Linked DNA regions of Homo sapiens: region 1 is linked to region 2. The links are chromatin contacts, found by Hi-C in ENCODE. All regions are on one chromosome and are shown on one strand. Each heading gives the region's core, a stretch centred on a gene start or an enhancer-like site at or near the end of the contact. The rest is flanking DNA. Distances are from core to core; before and after follow the strand shown. Region 1 overlaps SLC9A7 (solute carrier family 9 member A7). Region 2 holds the start of KRABD4 (KRAB domain containing 4).

Region 1 (4,848 bases), core at 360-2,859, 200 kb before region 2:
GCTCTTTGAGGTGTTACATTTCCTGGCAGAGAACTTCATCTTCTCCTACATGGGCCTGGCACTGTTTACCTTCCAGAAGCACGTTTTCAGCCCCATTTTCATCATCGGAGCTTTTGTATCCTTTTCTTGTTCCACCATTTTCTACATGCAGAGACGACCACTGTTGGAGAAGCTATAGTAATAATAGTCATAATAATAATATAAAATAACAATAATATAATAATATAAACCATCATAAAATAATAATTACTATTTCTGTTTTGGGTAGGTGACTAACTCCATGCTAGTTCACAGGGTTTTTATGATGAAAAAAAGAAGGCTTAAGTGGCATTTCATAACACTAAATGTATTTGATTTAAAGGACTGCATGTATTCCAAGATCATCCTTTCTGCCTTTTCTATGTAAGATGGCCTTTCTGTTAAACTGGTGCTCGGCAGGTGATTGTTTTGTAAAGTGCTCTTCTTGGTGAATCTAAAAGTCAGCAACCATGTCAGTCTCCAGTGTTATTTTTGACAATTCATTGCTGTATGAATTCCAATCCAGGAGGTTCCCTGATTTGGATGACCCAAAGGTTCTGTTCCTCTTGCTCATGACTACGTCTGCAGTATGGGCAGCCCTTCCTCACACTGCCCAGGGTTGCCTGCAGGCAGTGACCCTACTTTTTCTCAAGCTTCCCTGCTGCTGCAGATCATGGTGGGAAAGACTCTTTCTCCCCGCCCCCACCAAAAAAAAAAGGAGAAGGAAAAAGAAAAATGAAGGGAAGAAAAGATAAAATAGAAAAATATTTGGTTCCTTGGTCTGGGCCCATTGTAAATGCAGTTTCTGGAATATAGACATAGTTTGGGGGATTGGCTTCTCATGTGCCTACCAGTGGATGGACAGCTGAGGGTTTTGCTCACTTGGCCTCAGATACTATGTTTTTATTAAAGTGAACTTTTCTGGGGCTTGATTTCAAGATACTGAGCGCAGTCCCCTATTGCTGGACATTCACATTTGCCTTTTCTGAGGCCTCATGATTATCCTTAGATTTTGGAATGCTGGCAAAAAAGCAGTGTTTTTCTCTTCTGGGCTTAATTTATTGTGCAGGAATGACTGACACTCACCAAGCTGCTGGACAGTGACAGTGGCCTAATGCAATGCTGGAATCCTTCTAGCGTGAGAGCCTCCTACGCTTAAACCAGTGGCTCATTTCTTGGATTTCCATGCTTACCAGACTAATAGCTAAAAATCTGCAAGATCAGTGTTTTTATTCTTTTTTGAGAAAGACCTTGCATGTTGTTTTGATTTGTATTCCTAGCATGACACCCTGTGAGAGATAGTGAGAGCACAGCCCTGTTTACAGATGAGGGCCTGGCAGAGGCCAAGCCGGGTCCTCTGCAGATCCTAACTGCTGCTTACCACTTAAGGACTTTTGTTTCTCTTCTGGGATGGAATGTACTTTATAAGCATTACCTGGTTCTTTCTGCTTAAAACAAAACAAAGAAAACGGAAGAAAAACAGGCAGTGCTTTACCCTGCAGGAGACAGAGAAGATAGTTCCGCCCTGGCTTCTGTCTGAAACAGCTGCAGCTCCTGCAGCTGGTGTTTTGCCAAAACGGAAGCTCCCTGTTCCTCTGGCTCCCACAGGGGTTCCCTTCTCTGACCAGGGGAGTGTGTAGCTCTCTCAGTTGGGCACTATTCTAAGCTCAGCAAGTAACAAAGGACCAGTTTCCCTGCATTCTTTGGTTTCCACAGCAGAGTTCCTTTTTCCATACTCCTTTTCCATTTCTTACATCTCCAAAAAACATTTTAGCTACTTAGGTAGAGAAATATCTCCCTGGGTTCATTCCTATGAGTGATCTGAATGTCTTTTAGTGTGGTGAATATTTTAAGTTTCCCCACCTCTTATTTGCAGGCTCTTCCTGACCATTAAAGTCTCTGATGTTTACTTGCAAATGAAGCCTGCAAGCGCTTATCCAGCAAACTTTTTCTTTATAGTTTGACTGCAGGATTAGCAATTGTTTTCTTCTAGTGCCTTTTCTTTTAGTAGAGCCCAACACACACTGTTTGCTTCTCTCAACTGCTCTCTCCTGCTGTGGTACTTTAGCTTATTTCTGGACTCCTTTTTAGATAGATTTAGATAGATGGATAGATAGATAGATAGATAGATAGATATCAGTTGAATTAAATCAAGAAGTTACAATATTGTGTTTAACAAGCTAGAAATGATCTCTATGAATCAGGAGGTGGGAAAGCTTGGCCAAATTAGTCCCATTTTGTTGCTGAGAAACTTGTCTAGGGGGGAACTAGACAGTCAAGCTTCTTTGGGCAGCTCTCTGGACTATAACGAGGTGTCACAGCATTCCTAAAATTCTCTGCTCAGCCGGAGGTTGTGTGGAATGCCATTCTGGAAACTGTTGGTCCCTTAACCTTCTACCTTGTGGTCAGGTTGCCATCTTCCTGGGCAGAGCCGCGCACATCTACCCGCTCTCCTTCTTCCTCAACTTGGGCAGAAGGCATAAGATTGGCTGGAATTTTCAACACATGATGATGTTTTCAGGTAAAAAGGCGTAAGTGTAAAGAAAATGAGTTTTATTCAGCAGGTAACAAGAATATGATTAAAATGTAATTGATAAGGTTCATAAAAAGACAAGCATTCAAGTTTCTGGTCCGTTTGTATCCCCTGCAGTGAGAAATAGACAGATGTACATGTTCAGTTGAGTTAGTGTTGATTTTGCAAACCGTACTACCAAATGTGAACATTCTCCCCTAAAATATTTGCATTTCTATTTCATCACTACCACTCAACGGACCTGGAGATATGGTGTTTAAAGTGCTTGATTGTTTTCTAGAAGATCTTCATAACCCTTAAGCTTCCTGAAGGGCACCAGCTCTAGAATTAGAAGGAAAAGAGCTCCTGATGAGAAAGACCACTGGCCAAGTCACTCAACACCTCCCAGCCGCAGTATCCTCCCTTGTAAAATAATGAAATTGAACTAATTAGCTGAGGTCCCCCAGCTCTAACTTTCTGTGGAGCAAAAGAAATAAAATACACTCATGTAAGCAAGAGGGACCCAACACTAGAATTTAATAACTGTGATCATCCTGCTTAATTGACACTGTCTCCCACATGCCCCCCTTTTCCCTGTAAAGCTGAGAAGTCTGGAGAAGCCACTGAGGGGACAAAGGACAATAAAGAAAGCTGTGGAAGTAGAGTAAGGAGAGAGCAACTGGCATGAGTGGATGATGCAGTGAGGGTGGTAAGCGTCAGCTTTATAGAAATGGACCCAAGTTAGAGCATTTCTGCAGAACAGAGGGAGGAGAAGTTAGTTGCAAAAGGCTACTGTGACCCTTAAAGGCACCTCTGTCCTTTAAGACAGAGAATGAGTTGCAGCCACCTTTACTGCCATGCAGTGGTCGTACTGAAATCAAACCAACAGGCACTGCTCAGTAAAGCAGTCATTTTATCTCATGCTAGCTTGCCTCTGAACTTAGATACAGGTACAGTCTTCTAAGATGATTTCCTTTTACTCTGACAAACATTTATTGAGCATCCTCTTTTCATAAGCCACAGCTCTAGGTTGTGGAGCATGCAAAGACCAGCCTCCTTCATGGAGCTCACAGTCCGCTGCGGGGAGGCAGGTACACAAAGAGTTAATTTTCTTCCAAGAGAGGTTGGTGAATTGCACAAAAGAGGTCTGAAAGAAATGTGAACAAGAAGAGAATGGCTCAGGGCCATCTTCACAAAGGGAGTGGCCTTTTAGCTAGGCTTGGAAGAATGGAATTTCAGGAGGCAGCAGTTTGGGAAGGCAGAAAAGCATTAGCATGCCTGGCTCGTTTAGGGAAGGGCAGCAGTCTGGTTTAAATGTCAGATACATGGAGTAATGCAGAAAGAGGGTGAGGTTGACCACCACTGCCGCCTACCAGCTGTTGCTGATCTGGCACGGTGAAAGTGCCTGGAACCTGGAGAACTGCTTCAGTGGCTGGAAGGACACCGCCCTGAGCCCGGGAGCCACAAGGAGGCGAAGTGTGGTGGACAGGCACTGCAAGATACTGGCTATAAGTTCAACATCTACTTCACATCAGTGCAGAAGAGAGCGATCTGGACCCTCTGGACAGTGCCAGATGCCACTGACCTGATGTGGCTGCCCGTAGTGAGGACTTGGCATCTTAATGAGTGGCACTCTGGTGGTCTGACCGACCTCCGTAAAGCAGAAACTGCTGCCAAGCATGGTAAAGATCTGGAGGCGCTCCTGTGATGTCCCACCACCTCTCATAGAGCCCGATCATCCCTTCTACAGCAGCATCAGTAAAGATCGCAGGTATGTACCCCTCACTGAAGATCAGCTACCCTCTTGTGAGGGTCTGAAGGACACTTCTGCCAGAGCTCTGCCCTTTGGAATGAAGAAATAGTTCCCCAGATTAAGGAGGGGAAATGGGTACTGATTACAGCCCATGGCAACAGCTTCCCCGGCATTGTCAAGCATCTGGAGGGTCTCTCTGCAGAGCAGAACCTGCTGACTGCTATTCTCGTTGTCTATGAATTGGACAAGAACTTGAAGCACATCAGGCGCATGCAGTTCCTGGGGGATGAAGAGACCGTGCATAAAGCCATGGAAGCTGTGGCTGCCCAGGATAAAGAAAAGAGGTAAAGGCCAGCGGACAGACTACTTTCGCCGGGAACACCTTCCCTGCCCGTCCCTTCCTCTGCCCCTCCCCACTACACATGTCACACTGACCACATCTGTAGGCATCTGAAGTTGTAGCTACAGATGAGTACCAGTGGCTCCCATTTTTCATTTCAGCCATTTTTCTCCTGCACCCACTGTCTTCACACAATCTAGACAAGATAGCATCTCCGGGGAGGGC
Region 2 (5,187 bases), core at 484-2,983:
GTGGCTTAGCAGGTCATGTCCCCTGGCCCACTTTCATTAAGCATTGAAATAAGGCAGCAGAGATGGATGACAGCGTACCTAGAGACTACTTGGAAATTCTATAAACTAAAAATATATTTTCTGCACTTTGGTCAGGATGAAGGGACACTCAGCATTTCCCCTGGAAGCAGGTGCCTGATTGATGGTGTGGGGCTGACTCAAATTCAGAAATAGCCAATGGCAAGAGACGGGAACACAGGGGTGCACAAATAGGTGTGCTAGGAGAGGCCAATCCTCTGTGGCTGGCTGTGATCCTTCCCAGCCTCATAGCGCCTTTACAGGCACTACAGCAGGGCACCTGCCCCATGGGGGGACATCCATGCCTCCATCCACCTGTGACTTTCACCTGTCCCTCCTCCAGCAGGAATCAAACTGCACTGTCACACGGTCCTCGATGGCATCTGGAAGTTGAGCCAGCTTTGCTTTGTCTCAGCTGAAGTGAGGGACAAAGGCCACTATGGGTCCAGCTCTTCTAGGACCTGCTATCCTGTGAGCCTCCTTTCTCTGCCCTGAGGATCTGGGTCTGGGCTCTGGGCTGAGGCTTCTCCTCCAACTCGCCTCAGCTCAGCGTACCTCTCTTGTGTCCAAGGCCGCAGGACCAAGGGATTCAGAGACAAACACGCCCCAGTTGAGGCCATCACTATAGCACCAGATCTCTGCCTGTGACCCAGGGAACTCACCTCCTTCTGAGGCCTCAGCCTAAGTCTTCTGAGACTAAGTGAGGAAGCTGGGGCACAGATAAACTGGAGTCTGAAGTCGGTGAGCAGTGGTCTCAGGTCTGCACTCTGACCCTGGAAACACAATGACCACAGGAGATTCAATTAGCAACACCTATGCTCCCTTCCATGCAGTGAAGTTGAGTAAAACCCAAAGGTTTTACCCAGCAGAAGAGGGACAATGCCTCATTCTAGCTTTAAGAGTTAACATTGATTCACAGCTCAATTATCCTCAGTGAGCGAAACCCTGCCTTCCTGAGTCCGGGCTTTGGAATCAACTGACTGACTGCTGTGCCACTTTTATTCACTGAAGAAATGGGTGCCTTCCTTCCATGAGCCCGTTCTCCGTGCTGGAAATACATCAGGGAACAAAATCTCAAAGTCCCAGCTCCCGCAGAGTTTCTAGTCCAGCGGGGGAGACACACAGGAAACAATAAACATGATAAACGAAGCACAGGAAAAGAAAAAAAAGATTCCTCGGGTTTGCTACCTACGTGACTTTGGACAGGTTGTCAAGCCACACTGAGCCATTTTCTCTCTATAACACGAAAATAATCATCGTAACACCTCACAGGGCTCCTGTGAAGATTAATGTGAAACATTTGCAAGGTTGCCTGGCATTTTTAGGCGCTCAGGAAACAGGCGCGGAGTGACTCAATCAGTCACTCGCTGGCCCTGAACCTCGTCCCCAGCACTCACGCCCACAGGCCTGCGGGTCTCAGGGAACCGGACCCTGGTCCTGGCTCAGAGGGTCCTGAGAGCAAGGGGCCTGTCTCAGGCGGGGAAGTGGCCTGGAGGATGGGCTTTTGAGCTGGGCTGTAGAGCCACCCTGTCACCCACAAAGGCGTTCACCCATGGCCCCATGACCCCACGACCCCGTCAACCCCCGCCCCCATCAAAACCATCACCACCTCCGCGTCCCTCTTACTTCACCGCCAAGAGCCTGAAACCTCAGAGGCCGCTGACAACAGCCAGTGTGAACTAGGGACCGCCCTCCCGGGTCAGCGGAGCACTTCCGCTTCCCACCGCCCCCTGGGAACGCGGGATGGGGTCGGAGTGTGTCGCAGCGCCGCGCACGCGCAGTAGCACGGGGGTGGGTGCGCCACCGCCAATGGCCAAGATGGCGGCTTCCAGGGACCCCGTGTTTCTGATAGTGTTCGGCTTGAGGACAAAAGCGTGTGACCATTTTCCGTGGCGAGTGGTACAAAAGGCCCAGGGCGTCATCCCTTGCCGGCGAGAGGCGAGCGGACTTTCCAGCGGCCTAGCTCCCGCCCGCAGGGAGGCCGAAGTCCCCCTTGTCCCCCTTCTCCCATTTCGTCCTCCTGCATCGCGACCCTCCCAGTCGCTGCGGCATTGGGTGTTTGTGTCCCTCCGTCCTGAAAGCCATTGTTCCCGCTTTTTTACCCTCCTGGGAATAGGAAAAAGAGTCGCGCCTCCGGCGCCAATAGCGCTCGGAGGCGTGGCCATCTAGGGTCCAGGCTGGTCTCAGGGAACCCGACCCTGGGCCTGGCTCTCAGAGAGTCATGGGAGCAAGGGGTCTGGCTCAGCCGGGGAAGTGGCCTGGAGGATGGGCTTTTGAGCTGGGCTGCAGAGCCAGCGATCTCTTGAAATGAGGAAAGAAACCCTCATTCTGATTTTTCTCTACGCAATAGAGGGGCTCCAATTCCTGAGATCCTAGACACCCTGGGAGAATCTGGATTTTACTTTTTTGAAAACGCACTGTAAATAGCAAAGAGGTGTTTTCTGTGAGATTGCCAGCCAGTGGCAACATGGTCCCCTAAAAAGGCCTGTAATGGCCTTGAGGAAAGTTTTCTGTTTCCTGTCTGGGCCTGGGGGAAACAGACGAAGTGTGTTCTCCATCCTTCTGTGCCTGCCTAGTCACCAAGCAGGCTTCCTTGGGTCAGGCATGGCAGGGTCTCCACCAGGTACAAAGCAATCCCTTCTGTGCTGGAGCCAACTGGTGCCAGACACTGTTTATAGATGAAAGTGTTAAAGCTGATCATGGAATCCATCAGATATGTATTTAATTTCCATTTGAACATGGGTCTTTCTCCTTTTTCTTTTTCGCTTTCTCCTCTGCAGGTTAACTTGCATTCCCCAGGTAGTTTGAATGAGTCTCAGCCCAAATTTGCAAACTCAGTACAGCCATCCCCTGGGAAGTTACCCTGTCTAAGCCTCCTGTACAAGTCCTAGGAAAAGAACCTGTTTTCCTTTGGGCATGTGAGCAGTGAATTATTGCTCATTCAGAATTTCATGTGTATGTGTTGCTGATGGCCAGGTTTAGAGAAACCAACCTATTTATTTTTAGAGGAGAGGTGAACTGATAACATTCTTTTCAGACATCACTATCACGAGGCAGGAAAGGGCTAATAGTATGACAGTGTCCTGAGGACAATAGAGAAACTGCAAACTGCAGAAGCACCTGGTCTGTGGCCCTGACCAGCATCTCTCCATTTCAGGATATGGAGATTCTGCAGGAACAGGTATTTCTTCAGAAAGAGAAGGGACTGATATTTTAGATGTGACCAGATGCAGGGCACGCTCTTATTGCCATGCCAGCATTTGCTATTCATGATGTTAGTATTCAAAAATTAAGAAACACCCTGCCTCGGCCATTGGTGTCTACTAATCCATTGGAAGAGAAGACTGGAATCCACCACTTGCTAGCTTCTTGGGTCTCATTCCCCCGCTTTCTCCCATAGCTGAGGACCACCTAACCTAGATGGCTGCTGTAATTGTTCAAAGGAACATCTTTAGAGCCTGAAGCCCAGGAATAGCCCGTGGCAGGCACCTGGTAAATGTTAGTTTTCACTGCCTCTCCCAACACTATGAAACATGCAGCACTCTCTGCAACTGACCCTGTGGATTTCCATAGGCAGGAGAATATCCAGTGTTAAGTGGAGCTGGTATTTTCAGAAATGAAGCCCCTTTCCTTATTTGTGCCAGCCCGTTTTGTCTTAGGCATATGTGCATTGCATTATTGCCCACTCTGTATTTTATTTGCATCTGTAACGATGGCCAGGTTCAGAGATACCACCCTATTTACTTCTAGAGGAAAGGTGAACTGATAACCTTCTTTTCTCATATCATTATCTCTAGGTAGGAAAGGGTTAATAGAGTTAGTGTGACAGTGTAGTGTGGACAGCATAGAAACCTCCCCAACCTCCACCCGCCCGCAAGCTGCAGAAGTACCTGGTTTGTGGCCTTTGCCAGCCTCTCTTCATATCCCGATTCTGCAGGAACAGGTGCTTGAACATTAAGAGAAGGGGCTGAATCTTTGGATGGGGTTTCATGAAGGGCACACCGTTATTGGGATGCTAGCATTTGCCATTCATGACATTGGCATTCGGGTATCATGAAACACAGGAAGGTTTTTCCAACCCCCCACTGTATTGACTGTTGGGATCTACTAATCCAATAGAAGAGAAGGCTCAAATCCATCATTTACTGACCCGTTGGGCTTAAGTTCCCTCCTCTTTGCCATAGCCAAGCACCACCTGTCCTAGATGGCTCCTGTTTTGTTCAGAGGAACATCTCTAGAGCTGCAGGCCCAGGAATAGCCCTTGGCAGGCATCTGGTAAATGGTGTTTTCATTTTCCTCTCTCCCACACTATGGAACATGCTGGTGCCCCTTTTGGACTTTTCCATACTGTGGGCTTCCCTTTTGCCATTTCCTTGCACAGTTGTGCCTGTGCCTGGCACCAGCTTTGCCCAGGATCACCACTTGTATCCACCTGCAGACATTTTTAAATGCATAAGTTAGGCCTCTTATTGAGTTGAAATTTATTTTATTCCTGATGCTACAATATTATTTGCATTGATACCCAGTCCACAATTTGTTTCAGTCATCCTGGTGGGGTGGGCCTTCTGAAATCCAGTTTGAGCCTCCCTGTAGCAAAAGACTTGCAAGGTTATTTGTCAGGAAGTTCCAGACCTTAGCAGCAGTTACTGCAAGGCACTGCTGGGCTTTTTCCACATCTGAAGGGCAGAGGTCCTGAGTAATTGCAGTGGGCAGGAGCTGAGTCATGCTTGGTTTCTTGCTGTGGTTTGGTATGTTGCTAATGATCCCTGGAACCTGCCTCTTTCTAGATCCTTTCCCTCCAGTGAGTGTGGTGACAGGCCCATCAGGCAATGCCTTGATGACATTCCACTCTTTGAACTGTGTGAGTTCCTGTAGGGAAAGGAAAGCCAGTTGCAAGTGCTCATCTCCTACCTGGATGGCACTGCTCTGTATATGGCTGCCCTGTGGATTTTCACAGGGAAGGGAGTATCTAGACTTGAGTGTAACTGGAATAGACAACAAAGAAATGGGGAATACATGCAAGGGAACTGGTTGATGGCCTAAGTTAACACCATGAAGCCAATCTCATGCCTGTCTGGTGGTTCAGAGGTTAGAGCTCCAGTCTTTGAGCAACTGTGCCCATTGTTGAGA

Evidence for each region. A loop is a pair of places that touch in the nucleus more often than their neighbours do. Pooled maps may share reads with other maps.
Region 1: a map of Right ventricle myocardium inferior shows a loop between it and region 2 (4-fold over the local background). The contact joins the enhancer-like site here to the promoter of KRABD4 in region 2. A Hi-C loop is called at or near these places in 1 of 168 maps with a recorded cell type or tissue (Right ventricle myocardium inferior), 6 of 37 single-sample maps with no recorded cell type and 16 of 50 pooled maps.

What each region holds. Positions count from the first base shown.
Region 1 is chrX:46,646,377-46,651,224 of GRCh38, reverse strand. It overlaps SLC9A7 (solute carrier family 9 member A7), which reads left to right. Exons shown (of 17, transcript NM_001257291.2): 10 at 2-115; 11 at 2,428-2,539. It also overlaps the pseudogene PGAM1P7. Among named protein-coding and RNA genes, the nearest start is that of CHST7, 75 kb to the right of the region's middle. Within about 2 kb of position 1,609, at least 8 of the 41 ENCODE cell types and tissues checked have a DNase peak (open chromatin) inside an H3K27ac peak, as active enhancers do.
Region 2 is chrX:46,443,843-46,449,029 of GRCh38, reverse strand. KRABD4 (KRAB domain containing 4) reads right to left here and starts at 1,733. Exons shown (of 6, transcript NM_001129898.2): 1 at 1,684-1,733; 2 at 720-830. RefSeq lists an enhancer at 1,497-2,154.